Linked DNA regions of Homo sapiens: region 2 is linked to region 1. A link is a loop called in an ENCODE intact Hi-C map of the cell type or tissue named here. Cell type or tissue: endothelial cell of umbilical vein. All regions are shown on one strand. Each heading gives the region's core, and the rest is flanking DNA. Links, peaks and the distances in the headings are about the cores only. Region 1 overlaps LOC107985824 (a long non-coding RNA gene). Region 2 overlaps LINC01911 (long intergenic non-protein coding RNA 1911).

Region 1 (10,164 bases), core at 1,212-9,211:
GTATTCTTGGTATCCTTATCAAAGATTAGATGGTTGTATTATTTCTGGTCTCTCTAATTTGTTCCTTTGATCTATGTGAGTGTTTCTATGTCATTACATACTGCTTTGATTACTACAGTTTTGTAATATAGTTTGAAATTAAGAGTGTGCTGCCTCTAGCTTTGTTCTTCTTTCTCAAAGTTGCTTTTATTGTTTCATGTTTATAAACATAACGGATGACTCATAAGTATGTCCTCATGAAGACTACACACTTAGCCCGTTGGTTACTGGATAACGGAAAGTCATGCAGATATATATATATATATATATATATATATATATATATATATATATTCCTCCTTACGCCTCTTACTAGCTAGAAAATATAAATTTAGCCTAACCATATAAAAGTTAAAAAGTAAAAGTTAAAAAGTAAAGTTAAAAAGTAAAAAGTTAAAAAGTAAATAGAAAGTTAAAAGTTAAAAAGTAAGTAGAAAGTTAAAAAGTTAAAAGTAAAAAGTTAAAAAGTAAAAAGTAAAAGTTAAAAAGCTAAAAGTTAAAAAGTAGCTTAGCATCTTCTATATAATAGGATGTAAATAAAAGTTGAATTTAAAAAATCCACCTAATAACAAATACTATTTTAAATTATAAAAAGTAGAACCTCTACCTTTTTCAGTATGGTAATCTCCACTGCCATCAGCTTATTGTGAACAGGTACTTTGTAATGAACACATCAAAAAGATTGATTATGGGAAGTCATGTTTAAGATTTCTGAAATTGATAAATCTGTTTTTTAAACTATTTTTTAAACTCTGGCTCTTTCACTAGAGAAACTCCAACATTGTTGCCATTGTTATTTAAACTCTGTGTCTTATTGGAAACATTATTAATTTTTAAAAACAATGTGACTGTATTTTGAATAGAATTAAAAAATCACTAAAAGTAATTGGTGACTAATTTATGGACTACTTTAAATAAAGCTTTTGTAATATTTAATATTAATATACATGGTCTTCAATTGTTGAATTATAGTTTGATTTTTCACCCCTTCTGCCAGTCGTATATTTCACATTTTATTCAAATGGATACCTTTGGTAGTTCATTATTTTTTAAAAATATTTAATAGCTTTTTGTGGTTCTTGTATATTATTATTCTTTAAAAATCAAACCAAAACTCATATCCTTATCACCCAAAAAGTATATGTGAGGGAGCTTCAAGCGAAGACTGAAACTCAAATTGGTATTTTTCTAGATTCCTGGGGGAAAACAACAACAGTATATAAAGACCTATGGTTGCTAGGTTATGCAACTTTATGATTCACTTTTCTCTTTTGACTCTCAAACTTTTATAACTATATTTATATATTCTTATTCAGGCTTTAATTCACCTGGTGAATCTTTTTTTTTATTTTTTGGGACGGGGTTTTGCTCTGTCGCCCAACCTGGGGTGCAGTGGTACTGAAACGGAAAAGTTCCCTTATCCCCCTTGCAGGGCATGTGATGTGGGTGTGGCTTGTTTCTTCAGTGCTCTGCTGCTCAAACCTCTAGGGGAAGCACACAGATAACCAGGCTGTGGAGCCCTAACCCCGTGACAGTGTCTAGGGGTGAATGTTTACAGCTCCTGAAGCCCCAGTGGGCATGTGTTACAGGGTGCTCTTTTAGTTTTGTCGTGTATAGGTGGCTTGTCTTAACCAGTTCAATTAGACCCTCCACCTTATCAAAAGGACAGAGGGCTTTCTGTATTCCAGGTTCTTGCCTTGATGTACCAGAGGAATCAAATCACATTTGGGCTTGGAGAATGAGTGCAAGGTTTCATCGAGTGGAGGTAGCTCTCAGCAGATGGGGGAAGTCAGAAGGAGATGGAGTGGGAAGGTTTCCCTCTGGAGTTGAGCCTCCCAGCAGCCTGGGCTCTCCTCCGACTGCCTCAGCCAAACTCCACATTCTTCTGCTTCTGATGGTTGGTGGCCTGCCAGTGTGCTGGTGCCTGTCGGTTAGTTCCTCTCCATGTCCAGCCACCTGAGTGTTGTGCTCCTCTCCATGTCCAGCTGCCTGTGTGTCTGCCTGCTAGGGTCTTGGGTGTTTTTATGGGCAAAGGATAGGGGCGTAGCAGGCCAGAATGGTCTTGGGAAATGCAACATTTGGATAGGAAATGCCTGTCCTCACCTAGGTCCGTGGGGGTGGAGCCCTAGCCAGGGACCACACCCTCCTCTACCCAGCATTTCCCTTCCCCAGCTCTGTATCATTTAAAGGGACCATGCTCTTCCCTTCCAAGCACTTCTCTTCTGTATCAGTACCCTCACAGATGACTGCAGCCTCGACCTCCCAGGACAAAGTGATCCTCTAACCTCAGTCTCCCAAGTACCTGGGACCATAGGCACACGCTATGATGCCTGGCTAATTAAAAAAAATAAAAATGTAGAAATGAGGTCTCCTTATGTTGCCCAGGCTGGTTTTGAACTCCTGGGTTCAAGCAATTATCCCACCTTGGCCTCCCAATGTGCTGGGATTATGGGCATGAACCACTGCACCCAGCCTACCTGGTGAATCTTGATTCTTTTTTCAAGACTCAAAATTAGCTCCTCAGTGAAGATTATCCTTTAAACTCAGAGTTAAGAGATACCTCTTGTGTATTGCACAGCACTGTGTACTCTGCAGCTTCCATTATGATTCCTATGTGTTATGCTAAACTATGATGTCTTTGAGGGAGGGTCATAGCTGGGTATCTTATACGATAATTGATACAGTCCCTAGCATAAGGGTAAATACTTTGTAAATGCTTTTTGAATAGTCATTTTTAAAGAAATTGACATGGAAAGATCTAAACATTTATTATCATGTAGTTTTAAAAGAAGCTAAATATGTTATTTTGGTTAATTCTTTACTCAATTGCTATCATTGTTTTCAATATTACAATGATGGTGCAGGAAAGCAGACAACGTGTTTCTTTCTAAAGCTGTTTTATAAATAGACTAAAAGTATTAGATATTTACTAGTACTTTTTACACTGGTTGAAATGACCCAATTTTTTTCATCTTTCCTCAAAATACATATATTTTCACTATTCAAATAATATTTGTAGATACAAATTAATTTCTATATTGTAAATAAAGTGTTTTAAATCATAGAATGCTATGCAGAGATGAGACAGTAATAGGAATACTTCAAATATAATTTTCATTCTTTACATAATTTTTAAATATGAGTTCTGCGTGGTAAATTTTATAAACATGATATCATATTTGGCTTCCATATACCAGTTTTTAAAAGGCTTGCTGCCAAAAAAAGAAAAACAACTGAATATCATTAGAAGGTTATCAGAAATAGGAAAGAGTAACAAAAAAACACGATCCTCTGAATAAAGATATACAAAGATGGAGAAGACATATATGGTCCATGATGGATTTTAATAAATTCTAGGAAAGAGGTATGAATGGTTCAGTGAGAAATTCAAAGAACTTGGAGTCAGGAAAACGTATCCTCTGGGTCTCACTTCAAACAAGCATCGAATAAGACACCAAAAACATAAAAGCACCAGGACCAAAGGAATAGTAATTTTCACATCAAGTGTTTTTTAATTAGATATTTCTTTTTCAGATTATACCATATACCCCCCCCTTTTTTTTTTTTTTGCTAAAATACAGTTACTTTGCAACAAACTTACTCTGAATGAGTTTTCAAATAGTCTTTCAAGTGTGTTAAATTATAATTACAGTTTGTATGGCCTGCCCAGTCATTCTTGCATGTAATTTGCTCATGTACTCTGGGAGTAGGAAATGATTGAGGGTATGAAATACTAACAGGCCTTATTATGAGAGGGGAGCATTTATGTTTGGATTTCTTAAAACTGCAGTGTGGAAGTCCTCTATTGTTTATTTATTCTTATGTTTAGCATTTCAATTTTGCCACTAACTTTAGGAAACTCATGTATGTGTTAGTCATCAACCAGCAAGAATAATTGTCAATTTGTAAGTCTTAATTCTATTTCTATCATAAATGATATGCTTTTGTAGCCTGAATTGTGAACTTAAACTCTAACATAGTTGCAGTGTGAAGAGCTTATTTCTGTTTTATAGTGTCATGAGGTTGTTAGGAAGATTGAGGAAGATACGGCATGTGAAAGTGCTTTGCAATTTTTAGGAAATGATCCAAATGTAAAATATTAATTTTATTTATTAGAGTACCTAGTGTGTGTTGGGCACTGATAAACCTTATAGTCAGCATGATTTAAATTGACACTAGGAATTTCCAAATGGCATTATAGGTTTTTTATTTTAACCATTCAACCCTGATTACACACTTTAGGAATGGAAAATCTGTTTTTATTCACTGATGGAAATTTATTAATTTAGTGAAGGAAAAGCAATTTAAATCCATATTTTATTATTTTCTGTTACCCAATTGAGGTATTAGTCTCTCTTTGGTCTTTAGCCACAGTGTATTTTCAATGTTATGTTTCATCTAGCTCATGTGGATTGTGGAAATAAGTAATAATAATAAAATTTTGTATTGATAAATAGATTATGAGTCATTTTACTATCAATAGTGAATGTGTATACTTTATTTTTATGGCCTGGCTCCATGTCATTACACAGAGATTCACACAAATACATTTCTCTGTTGGTAACTTTCTTTGTTACTGTCTTTTTGTTGTTGTTTGTTTGTTTGTTTTTGCTACTACCTCCCTTTGTTATCACCTTTCTTTGTTAGTCCTTCCTTTGGCAAGTTCTGGATAATTATGTGATAGTGTCAATATGCCACATGTTAGAGAGAGTTGATTGAGTACTTTCTAACCAAAAGATAGTGTACCATTCATGGTTCTACTTGCCTGGTTTCCAAAATGGATTTATTCTCTGATTCCAGTAGCCAAAACTATCTTCAACCATGTACTGCGATTTTTATATCTAAAGAAACAGCACAATAGAAAGCAGTGAGGAATTTGGTTAATCTGAGTTCTCTCTCGTGCATGTTCTATCCCTTCCTCTCTCTCTTTTCAAATGCCAGTCAGTTAGAAATTGTCTTTTCACACAACCCCAAATAGCCTCACTCCAGTGCAATATTTGCCGATAGAGGCAACTACATAGACCGAGAGGAGGGAAATTGTTTGTGTAAGTGCTTTTGTTCCCAGGAATCTCTGATATTAAAAGAGAAATTTTTTCCATGTGAATTTTTATAGACGTGAATTTGAGGGGCAGGTCCTAATTAAAGCAGGTCCTACTGGAGTTGATGGTTTTGCAACCCTGGTACTGTCCTTTTGGCTCAGACAATGCTCCCAGGACCAATGCCTGGGAGCTGAGCCCTTTCAGCTCACAGTGATGCTGACTGCTTTCAAGTCGGCCTGTGTCTCCCCCTTCTGGCTCTGGACTGGGTGGTCATTTCACAGTCTTTGCCCAGAGTCACCTTGTCAACTCTGTAAATAACTTCCTTGATTACTTACAAATCTTTAAGCCAGGATTTGTGTTCTGTCTATGTCACATAGGAACTGGGGGCAGCTGGGAAGAGCCACACTTCAGGAGCTTCCTGGTCTCATTGTGCTGTCCAGCACATAATGATGTATCTGTGCTCAGGTTGTTATAGAACAGCCCGACTTCCCAGAGGAAGAAGGGAGAACTGGATGGAGTAAGAGCCTCCACTGTCCTTGATATTAACCTTACTTATGTAACTCATCTCCTTTGCTCTAGACCAAAGCCTGAAATGGGGAATATTAACATAAGAGCACAATCCTTTTGAGCTCCTTTTCAAGCTCTTGATTTCCTTTTCTTGATTGGAGACTGTGGCTTTTTATTTTTCCCATCCTTCATTATTATGCCTTTCTTCTTCCTGACTCCATCAAAACCTTAATGACAGAAAGAAATAACTTCTATTATTTCAGGTGAACTCTATCAACTTATTTCTCCAAGCTAAATTGTTAAATTGCTGAAGGGTTGGAGAGCTTGCAGTAGGAATTTAAAAACAAAACAGAACAAAACAAAAACATGAAATGACACTCAAGACAACCAGTAGAGCTTGAAGGTATATTTATTTGGGGGTGTGGAGGGTAAACCAGCAGGGGTCTCATATTCAAAAAAGCAAAAGAGAAAATAAAAATAATCTTAAAATTAATTTTGAAGGTATTGTTTTTATCCCCTGCTGGAATGTTATATGAAAATATCATAATAGCGAAGTTTTTTATAGTGGCTGCTCATAAAAAATGCTCAGAAAGTATTTATTTTGTGAATGAATGATATGTAATACATATTAAAATGTTAACATCACTATTAATTTTTAGATTTATTACACTGTGTTAAGAGAACATGAACTGTATTATTCCTCTTTTTAAAATATTTGGATGTCTTCTTTATGCTTAAGTATAAGAAAATACTTATGATTATTCCATGATGCTAGCAAAAAGACACATTCTCTGTTAAGTCTCTCATCATTCAACCTTATTAATTATATTATTTCTTTTTTTCTTTTTTCTGTTATTTATCTCTTTCTGCCTGTTTGGGTGAAGATTGAAATATATTAGACTCCCATTATTACAGTATTTTTTCTACTGCTTTTAATTCTTCCTCTGCTTTTCTTTTTCCTTCTTTCTTCTCCTCTTTCTTTTCCTTCTTTCCCCCTTTTTTCCTTTTTATTTCCTCTATCTTCCTTGTTCTTCTCTTTGTTTTCCTTTTTATTCTATTTACCCCTTTTATCATTATTATTTTGTATGCTATCACAGTCTGTTCTGTGGTATTTGGTACATGGTATTTGATTTTGATTATAAACTTTATTAACAAAACAATCATATTTATATATTATTTGTTCTAATTGAATTGTAATTTTACAGGGTAACATTTTTTCCTTTTTATTGCATGTGCATTATATATATTATATATATATATTTGACTTCTTGAAATAATGTGAACTATTTACTTCTAGATGTATCACATGTAGATAGACTTTAGTTGCATTTTTAAAAGTCAATGTGAATCTTTGTCTTTTATTGAGGGAAATGAACGCACTTATAATTACCATCCATATCAGACACATATTTTATTTGTTTTCTTGGCTTATTCTTTCTTTTTTTAATGACAAATAAAAAACTGTATATATTTATGGTGTACATTATGTTTTCATATATGTAAACATTGTGGAATGGCTAAATCAAGCTAATCAACATATGCATTACCTCATTTATTATTGTGGTAAGAATATTTAAAATCTAATCTCTTGGCAATTTTTGATTATACAATATATTGTTATTAGCTATAGCCACTGCAATGTACAATAGATCTATTGGATGTATTTCTCTTGTATAGCTGAAATTTTGTATTCTTTGACAGACATCTCGCTAATCCCCCAATCCCCGGCCTTTATCCTCTAGTGCCCTTCATTTTCTTCTCTGTTTCTATGAATTTCACTATTTTAGATTGAATAGATGAGATTATGTGGCATTTGCCTTTCCATTTCTAGTTCATGTCGCTTAACCTAAGTTGCATTGTTTATATACCTCCTTTAGCATTTCTTATAGTACAGGACTTCTGTAATGAATTCTTTCAGGTTTTTTATATCTTAAAGTCCTTATTTCACATTAAAAAAAATTTCTGGGTATAGAATTCACCCAGACAGGTTTCAATTTTCTTTCTGTATTAAATGTGCTGCTCCAGGTCTTCTCACTCGCATTCTTTCTGATAAATAATCTGCATCACCTTTAACTTTGTTCTGCCATATAATGTGTATTTTCTTCCTCCAACTGCTTTTAAGATGTTCTTTTTATTACCATTTTAGAGCAATGTGATTATTACATACATAGGTGTGGTATTTTCATGTATCTTATCTGTGGATTTTTGAGCTTTTTGGATTTGTGGGTTTATAATTTGTATCAAATTTAGAAATATGAGGACTGTTTTTTCAAACATTTTTTTCTGTCACCTTTGTTTCTTATCTTTGTTAAAGACTTGGATTACAGATCTATGAAGCCATCTAAACTTGTCATACAGCTCACTGATGCTCTGCTAATTTTTTTAAAAATTAATTTTTCTCTGTGTTTTGGATAGTTTGTTTTTGTCTTCTTTACATTAACTAGCTTTTCCTTCTGCAATATCATAATAGTTTCATCTACTGTATTTTTGATTCTTCATACTGTATTGTAGTTTTCATCTCTAAAAGTTCCTTTTTGGCATATATATACATCTTCTAGGTCTCTACTTAACTTTTTTGAACAAATGGAATGTGGTTATAACTTTAAAAATATCCTTGTTTGCTAATTTGAACACCTGTGTCATTTCTGGTTTATTCTCGATTGATTTTTGTTTTTCATTATAAGCTGTATTTTCTTGCTTGCTTTCATGACAAAATCTTTTGTTTGGGTAGTAGACATGTGAATTTCACCTTGTTGGGTAGCTCATATTTTTGTATTCCTGTAAATGTTCTTGAGCTCTGTTCTTAAGCACAGTTAAATTACCTAAAAAGATTTTAATCTTCTTAGATCTTGCTTTTAATCTTTTTTAGGTAGGACCAGAGCAATGTTATCCTAGGGCTAATCCTCACCTCTGAGACCTTTCTAAGTATACTATCAAATATCCTGTAAATCTGAACTTTTCCTGATTGACTGGTAAGAGACTGAATTCCTGGCCAGTTACTGTTTCCTCTAATTATTTCAGGTAGTTCATCTCCAGTCTGCTTTTTTTTTTTTTTTTCACTTGTTTATGCTGATCAGTGCCCAGTTCAGTACTTGAGAGGAACACATCACAGGATCCCAGAGTAGTCTCCATGTGTGGAGTTCCCTTTTTCAGTACTTTTATCTTGTGACCTTGACCTGCTTTGGTTTCCTGGGACTCTCAGTTCTGTCTCCCCATTGTAGGGAATCTGCTGGGCTCTGCTTAGGTTCCCCCTTGTTGGGCTGTAGTCTGAGAACTTTCTTAGGACACTAAGCTGAGTGATGGTAGTACTCATCTTTCCCTGAGAGCGCCCCATCTTTCAGAGATCACTCCCCTTCATTCCTAATGTAATGGGGCTTGCAAACCATTGTGTATGTACTGTTTGGCTTTTTATTATTGTTGTAATTTCACGTGAAAATGTAAATTGGGTTCCTTTTGCTTCATCTTAGCCAGAAGCCTCCTTCATTTTTCTTATTTTTTGTTTAAATTTGGGCTTTATATTGTCTTTGCATTTTGTAAAATTAAATTTGATTGCATATAGTTCTGTTACAATTTTATGTATGCTTCTGCTTGATTTTAGTGTTTGAAATTCTATTTTAAATATTAGTTTCCCTTTTCATTTACTTAGATTTTAAAATTAATTTTATATTTCAGTTTTCCTATGTTCTGCTGTTCAGTTACTTCTTTATCAATATACTTGTATATTGGCTTCACTAGTTGCGTCATATAATCTGTACATTCTCAAAAATTTTCAAGACCACAATTCAGTTTTGAAATTAGTCTATTCAAGACTTCTAATATTTATAACACATCATTTCTGTGTGGGGGCAAATGGTGAAGTTTACTTTTTTTTTTTTGGTTTACCTCTATTTTCCAAATTTTTTTTCACTGAATTTACACTTTTATTACATAAAAGTTTATTTTGCAGGAAAAATGCTTTTCTGTTCTGTCTGGATTATTCATTTTTAAAGAAGACCTTATTGCTATGCTGCTGTATTTCTGTTTACTTCTCCTTGTCCTTGAAAGGCGAGAGATTTATTGAAGCCAAATATACCCTCCCTTCAAATGAGAGGTGTGCAATGTTCTTGGAACCTCCCACTCCCCTTCTATGGGGTATTCTAAAACAAAAATCTTCCTTTTTTATGTTAAACTGGAGGGCTTTTTGGTATAAATTTGTGTTATCATTAAAAAATCAAAAAGCCTTGGATCCACAAGAGAGGAGCAAGGTCCTGTTGGAGGAACTTTATTCCTTCATCCCACAATGTGTGTGTGGAGATACCTTTTCTCCTAGGGATCAGGTTTCTAAATCCAGTCGTCTTGCTCTCACCTCAGTTTGCTTGCATGAACAGCTCTTTTGATACTGTGGCCCAACAGCCTCAGTGCAACCTCTACCGCACCAGGGAGAAGTCCCCTGGCACTGCCATCTTTCCACTTAGTACACATATATTTTTAAATGCTTCAGTAAACATCTTTATCTTTCCCTTTGTATTGATTCCCAGGAGCATTATTACTTCCTGAGAGTGGTGGGCACATTTAACAAATATTTTCAAATTGGCCAGGT
Region 2 (10,164 bases), core at 800-8,799, 54 kb after region 1:
CCTGTCCCTCCTTCAGCCACACTATTAGTTACCTGTTGAGTAATTTATTTTGCTGAAGATTTCGGAATCCTAAGGTTTAGAAATGAACAATAAATAGATAATCTATAGAACAAATCATACAATAAAGTTGATAATTTAAAAGAAGAAAAGTACCCAGAATATTTCTACTTAAAGGTAAGCTTTTCATATCTTAGGGCATTTTACTTTGTTTTGTTTCACTCTGAAGATCCACAGCTAGCCTTCAAAGGTTTGTGGGCCCCATTGAAATCATATGCTACATTTTGCAATATGTACATTTTTCTTAGGAAAGGTTTCTGGCCTTTTTTATGTAAAATTAAACTTTCAAGATCTACACCCTTCAAATGTTCTATTTTGTCCATTTAATGTGTTAGACAGTAGGATAAATATTTGATAAGGATAGTAAATATAGTAATACTTTACATATAGATAATAATTTCAAATTATTCACATCTCCGTATCTTTTTGACAACTCTAAGAAGTAGAGTATTTTTAATATTCATTTTGATAATGAAGAAATTGAAATTCAGATATCAAGCATCTTGCATAAATGAGTTTTTACATGGTAGACAACGAAACCATTTCTCCCATCTTCAAATCTGCAACTCATCTCAGTAGGCTTGTTCCTTGCCCCACCAGTCTTGTGCTCTTCAGGAATTTCTCTTCCTCCATCTGTTTTCCCATACACATGAGCATGATCAGTTCTTGAACAGCTTGTCCAAATGCTCCCTGTCCCACTTCCTACCATGGTTCCAGGTCTTCTGAGCGTAGAAGAAAAAACAGATCAACAGAATTGATATTTTGAGCTGGCAATCTGGAAGTCAGAATGGTCACACTTCATTGTTGGGTCACAGTAGTGGCACAGAGGAGTGCAAACATAATTATCAGAAAGAGCTTTGTACTGGAAATTCGGAGGCAGAGGTACAAGAAAAGGAGTGAACTTAGAATAAAGCAGGCAGGAGAAAGGCAAAGAGAGATATGTCAGCTGGTGTCATGGACCTAGGCTCAAATAGAAAAGATTCCTTTTCAGCACTAGAATTGTAAAACCTTACTAATGCTGGGAGAGCCTGTTCCCAGTAGCTTTTAGTGACTCTGTCTCTATCAGTAACTACTCTTTAAATCATCCTCCCTAGACAAAAGAAATGCATCAAAGGAAGGAGTAAAGAAGTTGAGGCCAAAACAGTCCATCTGACCCAACTCCCTAGGGAAATCTAAAGCATCTTAACTCTGCAGTGCCACCTTTATACTGCATGGATTCTAGTCCATTGAATCTTTGCAAGCCAAAACCATCTTTATTATTTTTCTCACGCAAACCTGACATCCTTTATCAGACTGGGAACATAAGTGTTTCTTCCTTCCTCCTCTTCATCCTCTTCCTGGAAGCTTTCACCTACCAAAACTAACAAAAACTTTTGCAATGTAATTTAAGCCTGAGAAGAGATAATACTGTGTTATGGTTCCTGAGGACCTGAGATATATCTCATTCATTCTTACTGTTTGCATTAAGAAATTGAGGTCCAGAAATATCACATCACCTAATTGGAGGTAGATGCCTTGGGCCTTTGGATCCCTGGCTCAGACCCACCCCCTCTGTACTGTGAAATGTTCAGTACATACATTGTCAATAATATTGCTTAACTGACTGACAGGAAAGGAAGTTAGTCACTGCTACTTATTCTTGGTATTAAGTTCAATATATGTATTCTATTTATCTAGAAACATAAATAAATTCAGAACCCCTTGGTACTTATTTTTCATATCAGTGCATGCATGCAGCAGATTAACCAAGTCAATATTTATCCCTACTTCAGACCATTTAGTTTTCTGTCTTACCAAGACAAGCATTGTGATTGGGCATATCCTAGGATACAAGAAGTTTCCACAAATCTATAGATATTCCCCACCACTAAGGGAACAATACACTTTGTAAACAAATGCTGTTTGTGTCTATGAGGACATGCAAAGCACTACAATGTACCTATCAGGGTATCTCAACACTCTTCCCTGCTTAGTCTCAGAGTCCTAGACATTGGTGGTGAAGAAAGGATGGAGACAGGAGAGAGAATGGACAATGTTAAGTGATACCTGAATTGACCTGTAAAGTCAGAGCAGATTTCAAAGAAAAATTGCAAAGCTAGTGAAGTTTCTCTTTGGAATTTTTATTCATTTCCAGATGTCTATTTTAATCAATAAGAAAACTTCTTGTCTGCTGAACTACTGGGGTGCTGATCCCAAATGGGTTTCTGGCTGACCTGAACCTCACTTTCTCTGGCATGTAGCATTGAGGAGAGAGCAAAGGTTTTGCAGTCCTCTCTTTGCTCTGCTAAGATAACCGGCACTGTTCCATTTGGGAACCGTTGGGAACAGCATTTGTCCAGCGCTGGGAGAGATGGCCTTCCCAACCTCAATTTCTCAATGATAGACATGGAACATAATTTGTAACTCTAAGCCACTGAAATTTTGTATCCGTGTGTTACAAAATCCTAAGCATAAATTAGCCTTTCCTAACTAATACATTCCTCCCCGCTTTTTCCCCTCCTAGTAAAAAATTAATGGAGTTCTGTTTATGGAACAGGAGATTAGAAAGTCACTCATTGTCTTGGTCGGCTCAGGACACTATAGCAAAATACCATATCCTGGGTGGTTTAAACAACAGACATTTATTTCTCACAGTTCTGGAGACTGGAAGCCCAAGTTCAAGATACCAGCGTATCTGGTTCCTGGTGAGAGCCTTTTTCCTGGCTTATAGACAGCTGCAGGGCTGGGGTGAAGATCTTGTGTTTCTTCATTTCCTTATAGTGGCAGTAATCCCATCATGAGGGTCCCACTTTCAGGACCTAATCTAAACTCAATTACCTCCCAAGAGCCCTACTTCCAAATACTATCACGTTGGGAGATAGGGCTTCTATATATGAATTTTCTGGACACATTCAGTCCATAACACCTACATATTACAACTAGTAATACAGGCAGAATGAACAGTGGCATTCTAACACCAATTTAGTTGAAGGTAAAGCAGTGCATCCTATTAAAAGCAAACCTGGTGAAATGAGAGGGAAGAATGAGTGAGTGGTTCTTCCATTTAGAGGTGGCTGAGGGGCACAGTGCATAAGAGAAATGATGTTATGTGACATTTCCTATATTGGCATTTCATCCCAATCTCTACTAGATTAACAACCCTGAAAAATTTTCTCAACTTCCCTGAGCCTCAGTTTCCTCATCTGTTAAAAATATATATATATTTCTCATATTGTTGTTAGGGGGATTAAATGAGATAACACATATAAAATACCTAGCATAATGCTTGGAGATTAGCAGTACATTTAATAAATAGAACAATTATTTTTATATTTTTATTCTAACAGTTTTTTCATCTCATCTCAATTCCTGTCTGATTACAGCCATGCATGCTTCAGCAGTGTAAAAATAATTATTTTCATTCATTTGAATGGCTTACCACTTTTGCCTAATGATGTGTAGCACAATAGCTGTTATACATATCATTAAATATGTGTCTGATTAATCTTATTATAATTTTAATTGCAACATGAAATTCCTCTCATGCATACTCAGCCATCAAAGGCTGTTGTTCATGAAACATGGCTGGCTACTGTCAACCTGAAAGAATTACAGGGAACATTGATCACATATAGTATATATCATAGACCTAAGAACAGCCTTGCACAAAGGACAGAAAACAAATTTGGGAGTCATATACACCAAGAACTGAAAGCTTTACCCAACCACTGTAATTTATTCAACTTTCTTCTGAGAGTTTTTCTCTGAAAAATGTGGCCAGTGATACCCACCATGTAGGATCTTGTGAGGAATCGAGATATTTTATGTAAGGTGATCAACAAGGACCTTGGAACACAATAGACAGTTAATTATATTAGATATTACTACTTTCATACTTTTGGACTTTAACTTGGAAGGGACTTCCAGAAGCCCATAGTATTAACCACCTCTGCTTCAAAGGCGAGATGTTGTCACCTCCCCCACTCTCATTTTCTACAAACACAGGGTATAAGACACCAGCATGATTTGCCCAAGGTTAGGCAGCTTGCAAGTGAAGGAGGTAGAAGCTGAGCCAGCAGTGGGTGCCCCACCTCTTCCTTTACTTCCTTCTTTCACTCAGCTCATGCCCGTGGTTGGCGAAACAACCCAAAGCACACATTCTTCTGGTGCTGAGTCAGTGGCATCCTGTGCCTTCCCAAAGAGAGGAAGCACATTTGAGTCAGGAGGAAATGGAATTGCCAAGTAGGAAAAGAAATCCGAGAACAGAGGACAGCCGACCTGTTCTGTGCTATAAATGTGGCAAAAAGCCACATTAAAGTGGTTCTGTAGACTCAGTAATCTTGAGAAAATTAAAATCTGTCAGTATCTGAATCTACATTCCTCCTTCAGGAAGGAAACTAGAATGACTTCTTGTTAATAAGAACCTGTCTTCATAAGGCCTAAACCCCAAGTTTCCCAGGAGACCTGGCCCTCCCTTTGGCTGTCATCCCTGAATACTTTCTTTATCATTTAGGTCTCCTTCACCTGAGTCTGACTCAGTGTACAGATGGAGCAAGGAATCTGAGCTGTCCCAGATGCTGGCTGCACACTGTCATTGTAGTAGTGGCTGCTCATTCAAGGACCCCATCTAACACGTGCAGTCCCATCTCAGAATGGGTAGCTGCTTTCTCAGAAGGTTTAGTGCTGGTGCATAAACCTTGACTCAGAGCCCTATGAGGCTGATAGAAAAGTCAGACTTGACTACTCGATTTCTTTCCTTTCCATTATCACTGTGACCTAGTTTTCTCTCCAAAGCCATGGGGACAGTGTGTTAATGGTGGTTTGAACCTTGGCATAGTATCTCACTGGGAGGTGAGTCACTTTTCTTCTCAGGTGTTCCAATGAAACGGTCATTGCAAGGATGAAATAAAAGACTATGGCTGAATAGACTAGATATACATTAGGTATGAGGAAAATGATACTGTGCCTTTATTTGCTGCAAAATAAAAGCTAAGTTTAGAGAAAGAGCTATAATAAATATAAATATTTCTGATAATTTCAAACTGATAGGGTTAAAGATAGAGGAGAGTGCTACTTCCCCATCATGTTGAATATCTCATTTTCTATAACCATTACTTAAAATTTATGATGAATTTATGAAAAAAAATTTAAAGTTTATATGGAGAAGCAGTGAGACTTTAGAGAGTAATTAATATATATATATTAGGTATTCATTTCCATTTTAATTGAAATGACTTTTCATACATCAGGAAAACCTTTAATAAAGGAAGCAAAACTAGACGTTTGACATGACACTTTGTTGATGAATTCGGAGTATTGAAGCAATTTGAGGGTAAATATTTTTCTGGTTATGATAGAATCAAGTTGTGATTTTTCTGGTTATGAACTTGTGGTTTGGAAGATTAAGAGCTTTGTTGCCAGAGAAGTTGTTTTTCATCAGCTTGGGCAGTTTTGTTGGGTTCTTCAGTAAGGTCCTGGCAAAAGCCAGTCTCATGATTAAAGCTGAAAATCCCATGATGCTCCATGAATTTTTTAAACCTAAATATATTCATAATAATAAACACATGGTATCTCAATGTCCTTCATAACAATTTTGGAGAAGTGGGGAAGCAGTTAACTTCTTTTTGTCTGCATTAAGTGTCAATGAAGGAGAAAATGGGCTTTTATATAGGTTCTATAAGCTGGAAGTTCTGAAGCATTTTCTATAAGTCATATCATCTATACTACTAAGAGTTCAATATGTTATGTGTACAATTTGTTTATATCAATATACCCACGTATAACACCATTGATGCCACGAAGAGTTAGAAAAAGTAACACTGTGGAAATGTTAGTGTGAGCCAGTATTGCCTGTTTGTATGGCTTGATGATTTCAAGCCTATCTGGCACATAAGCCATATGGGGCTATTCCTGGAATGTGATTTCCATTTGGGCTCAGTCCTATGACTAGCTGATAAGGGCTGTGGAAATGTATATGAGAGGAAATTTGTAGCTGTTATACCCTCATCTAGATAATCAAATTGAGGCACCTATAGATGAATAGCTCCAAGTTCTGTCTACCTTGCAGACTACTGAGGAAGATGAAATGTCAGTAAGTGGACCCATACAGTTCAAACCTGTGTTGTTCAAGGGTCACCTGTATAGTACTTGCAGTTTTCTGGAAAGTGTGTTAAGTTTCATGTTGAAAAAGTATTGTTGCTGCATAACCATCCAGGTACAATTCTTACCATGTTCTCTTGTTTCTTTAAATTAAATGAAAACTTTCACAAACTCCTTCCCTTATCTCATAGCCCAATTTTCAGGAAGTCTAGAATTTTGCTCTTGTCTCATTTGCCCTCATTTTACCAATGAGGAGACAGTTTCATAGCATGAGAGGGATAACTGCTGAGTTAGGTTAACAAAAATTATTGACATAAGAGAAGGCCCTTGGGAACAGTGACAGGATTGTTACTTAGACCTTCTTTTCTTGGGTCATTATGAACTTGAAAAGGAAATCTATGTTCCATCTCTCTTGTTTGTGTTCTTAAGAGTGAAGCAAGGAGATTTAATACTTAAAAAAAATGCTGGAATAGGGCATACCTACTGTATGTCAGGCACTGAACTTGTGCTAAGGATACAGCTGTGAAAAAGACAAACATAATTTACATTCTCAAATGCCACTGTGAAAAGATAAGCGAACAAATAAGTGGTGAATACGTTGGGGACTAGTTCTTCCATTGCAAAATTACTACTATGGGAACTTACAGCAAAACAGCTAAAGTACAGTAAGGTTATCTTTTATAAAATTAACCAGAAATAACTACAGAATTTTGGAGTTGTAGGTTGGGCGCCGTGGCTCACACCTGTAATCCAAGCACTTTGGGAGGCCGAGGCAGGTGGATCACCTGAGGTCAGGAGTTCGACACCAGCCTGGCCAACATGATGAAACCCCGTCTCCACTAAAAATACAAAAATTAGCCAAGCATGGTGGTGGGCACCTGTAATCCCAGCTACTCAGGAGGCTGAGGCAGGAGAATCACTTAAACCTGGGAGACAGAGGTTTTAATGAGCCAAGATCATGCCATTGTACTCTAGCCTGTGCAACAAGAGTGAGACTCCACCTCAAAAAAAAAAAAAAAAAAAAAAAAAAAAAGGAGAAGAAGAAATTTGGAGTTGTAGACACCCTTTGTGAGAGGCTTTGGACAGATATAGAATCTCTGGCCTGTTTAGGAAAAGAAGGGACATCAGTTTCCTACTACTTAACAAATGACTACAAACTTAATGGTTTCAAACATATTATCTTAAGAGCTCTACAAGTTAGGAGTCTTATAGGACTAAAAATATCAGCAGAGCTATGTTCCCTCTGGAAAGTCTAGGGAGATTGTGTCCTTGCCTTTTCCAGCTTCTAGAGCAAGCTTGTCCAACCCGCAGGGCACACGTGGTGCAGGATGGCTTTTAATGCGGCCCAACACAAATGTGTAAACTTAAAACATTGTGAGATTTTTTTTTTGCGATTTTTTTTAAAGCTCTTCAGCTATCATTAGTGTTAATATATTTTATGTGCGGGCCCAGACAATCCTTCTAATATGGTCCAGGGAAGCCAAAAAATTGGACACCCCTGTTCTAAAGGCTTCTGACCATCCTTGGCTCACAGCCATGTCACTCAACTTCTGCACATCTTCTTTGCCTCTAACTCTCTTGCATCCCTCTTTCACCTGTAAGGACCTGTATGATTACACTGAGCCTGCCTATATAATCCAGGATACTCATCTCAGCATTCTTAACCACATCTGTAAAGTAATTCTTTGCCATGTAAAGTAATAACGACTCATACATTCTGGGGATTAGGAGGTAAATGTCTTTAGGGAGGGAATTCTGTCGCCTAGCACAGAACATAGAGTGAGAATTAAAAATGTTTCAATTTAACATCTGTTGGGGATGGAATGTTTTTGTAGCCCCCCAAATTAATATGTTGAAATCCTAACCCTCAATATAATGGTGTTAAGAGGTGGGGTTTTTGAGAGGTAATTAGGTCCTGAGGGGAGAGCCCTTATGAATGGGTTCAGCATCCTTATAAAGGGGTTCACAGAGAACTCTCTCATCCTTTTCTCACCATGTGAAGATAAATGAGAAGACAGCCACCTGCAGCTCAAAAGAGAGCCCTCACTGCAACCCATCCATGCTGGTGCTCTGGTCTTGCACTTTCAGCCTCTAGAACCGTGAACAATAAATTTCTGTTTTTTATTAGCTACCCAGTCTATGGTGCTTTGTTATAACATCTCAAGCTAAGACAATAATTAATTCAGGTCTTAATTATTTGAAATAGATAAATATAGATGGAAAGACATTTTAGGTTGAGTTGTGAGGAAATTATCTTCAAACTCATTACTGTCAGTTTTGCATGAGGCTCTTTTACAGTCTACGTCTGAAACACAGATGCTTCCTGGATCTTTAATGTTTAGACCTTGTTTTTCTTACAGAATAATCATGAGTCCTCGTGATTGCCCTTCAGATACCTTCAAAGGGCAGTTTAAACTAACTATAAGTTGGAACCACTCTTCTTTTGGAATAAATCAATAAAAATAGTGGGATCTCCTAATAATAGGTCACTAATTGCTGAAAGAATAGACCAAAAAATATTTAATATATTTCAGCCCTGTGCCAGTTACGAGAGTAAGTAAAAAGAGTATACACTCCAAAGCTATTGGCCAAAACATGAAAAAGAAAATAAATGCTTACATGGGTCTTCCAAATTAAAAGCTAATGTAAAGGTTGGATATTAGATTTTATAATGTACATTATATTGTACATACCAGAGAAAAAGAATCAATAGGTGATATATATTAGGGATACATATATACACACACATACATACACAGATATATATATATGAGATTTAGAGAGAGACTTATTTTAAGGAATTGGCTTATTCTAAGGAGTTGTGGAGGCTGACAAATCTGAAATTCTTTGGCCAGGCTAGCAGGCTGAAAATTCAAGTAAGAGTGAGGTTGCAATCTTGAATCCAAAATCAGCAGGGCAGGCCAGCAGACTTGAAATTCAGGTAGGATTCCCATGTTGCAGTCTTGTGGCAGAAATCCTTCTTTGAGAAACCTCAGTCTTTTCTCTTATGTCCTTCAACTGATTGGATGAGGCCCACCCAAATTATGGAGGATAATTTGCCTTACTTAAAGTTAACTGACTGTAAATGTTAACTTACATCCACAAATACCTTCACTGCAATATCTAGACTAGTGTTTAACCAAATAACTGAGCAGCATAGAACTGAGGCATGTTGATACATAAAATTACCATCACAATGCCCAAGGCTGAGAGCAGGATTCTTATTTCTTTGGTTGGGGCAGTGGAGATTTTTTTTGAGCAGAATAGTCTTGAGAATTAGCAGTAATTCTCACGACTACCACTTATATTACTACAGGCTGGCATTTAAATAAAATAAAAGAAGTCAAAGATTTCTTGGAACTGAAAATTGGGGAAATATGAGATTTTGTTACTTATCATTGTACATAATTTCTTAGTAATGATTATTACTAGAACTACTTTATTGCGCAGCCATCAATTCATGTAGAAGGACATGGGCATAAATCCCTGTGTTGATTAATTATTTTGGGAGCCTGGAATCACCTTGAATTAATCAGCCAGGTTACTTTAGAATATAATATATGACATTAATTTTATGATACTGTGACAACTGTGGAGAAACGAGCTGATTTGAAAATGGACCACCCATCACATTGATAAATAGAAACTGCCCAAATGCAGAGGAAATGTTGACTTAGAGAAATTTACAGATATTGGTGTTAATAAAAAAGTTCCTCAATATTAAATATAACCAGATAATTTTTAAAAACTTGAAAGGATTAGGAGCTTAAATAAGTAAACGAAGCTGAGTTTAATGCAGAGAGATGTTTTACTAGATCCCTTTTGAACTACATTTTTAACTGAAAGAAAAAGACTTTTAAAAGTCACCAACATAATTATTTTAAAGATAACAACTGATGCTCATCTTTGTACCTGTTCAGCTACTATCTACTGGCATCATGCAGGAATGCTGGGCCACAGAATCAGGATTTCTATGTAGAACCATATGCACATATATATCCTATACAAGAGGATGTTGGTGATAGAAAA

Evidence for each region. A loop is a pair of places that touch in the nucleus more often than their neighbours do. Peaks named below come from ENCODE experiments on the same cell type or tissue, not always from the same donor. Only the 100,000 strongest peaks of a DNase experiment are listed, where the experiment ranks them.
Region 2: it touches region 1 in a loop (3-fold over the local background); 3 of 110 quality-filtered maps call a loop at or near these places.

The regions. Positions count from the first base shown.
Region 1 is chr2:146,922,659-146,932,822 of GRCh38, reverse strand. All of the region lies in intron 2 of LOC107985824 (a long non-coding RNA gene), which reads left to right. Among named protein-coding and RNA genes, the nearest start is that of LINC01911, 90 kb to the right of the region's middle. In endothelial cell of umbilical vein, for the core only: a CTCF peak has its summit at 5,324 (motif pointing left); a DNase peak (open chromatin) is centred at 5,342.
Region 2 is chr2:146,868,537-146,878,700 of GRCh38, reverse strand. It overlaps LINC01911 (long intergenic non-protein coding RNA 1911), which reads right to left. Exons shown (of 7, transcript NR_187170.1): 7 at 481-779. Among named protein-coding and RNA genes, the nearest start is that of LINC01911, 36 kb to the right of the region's middle. In endothelial cell of umbilical vein, for the core only: no CTCF peak of the experiment used is centred there; a DNase peak (open chromatin) is centred at 4,210; H3K27ac peaks cover 1,479 bases.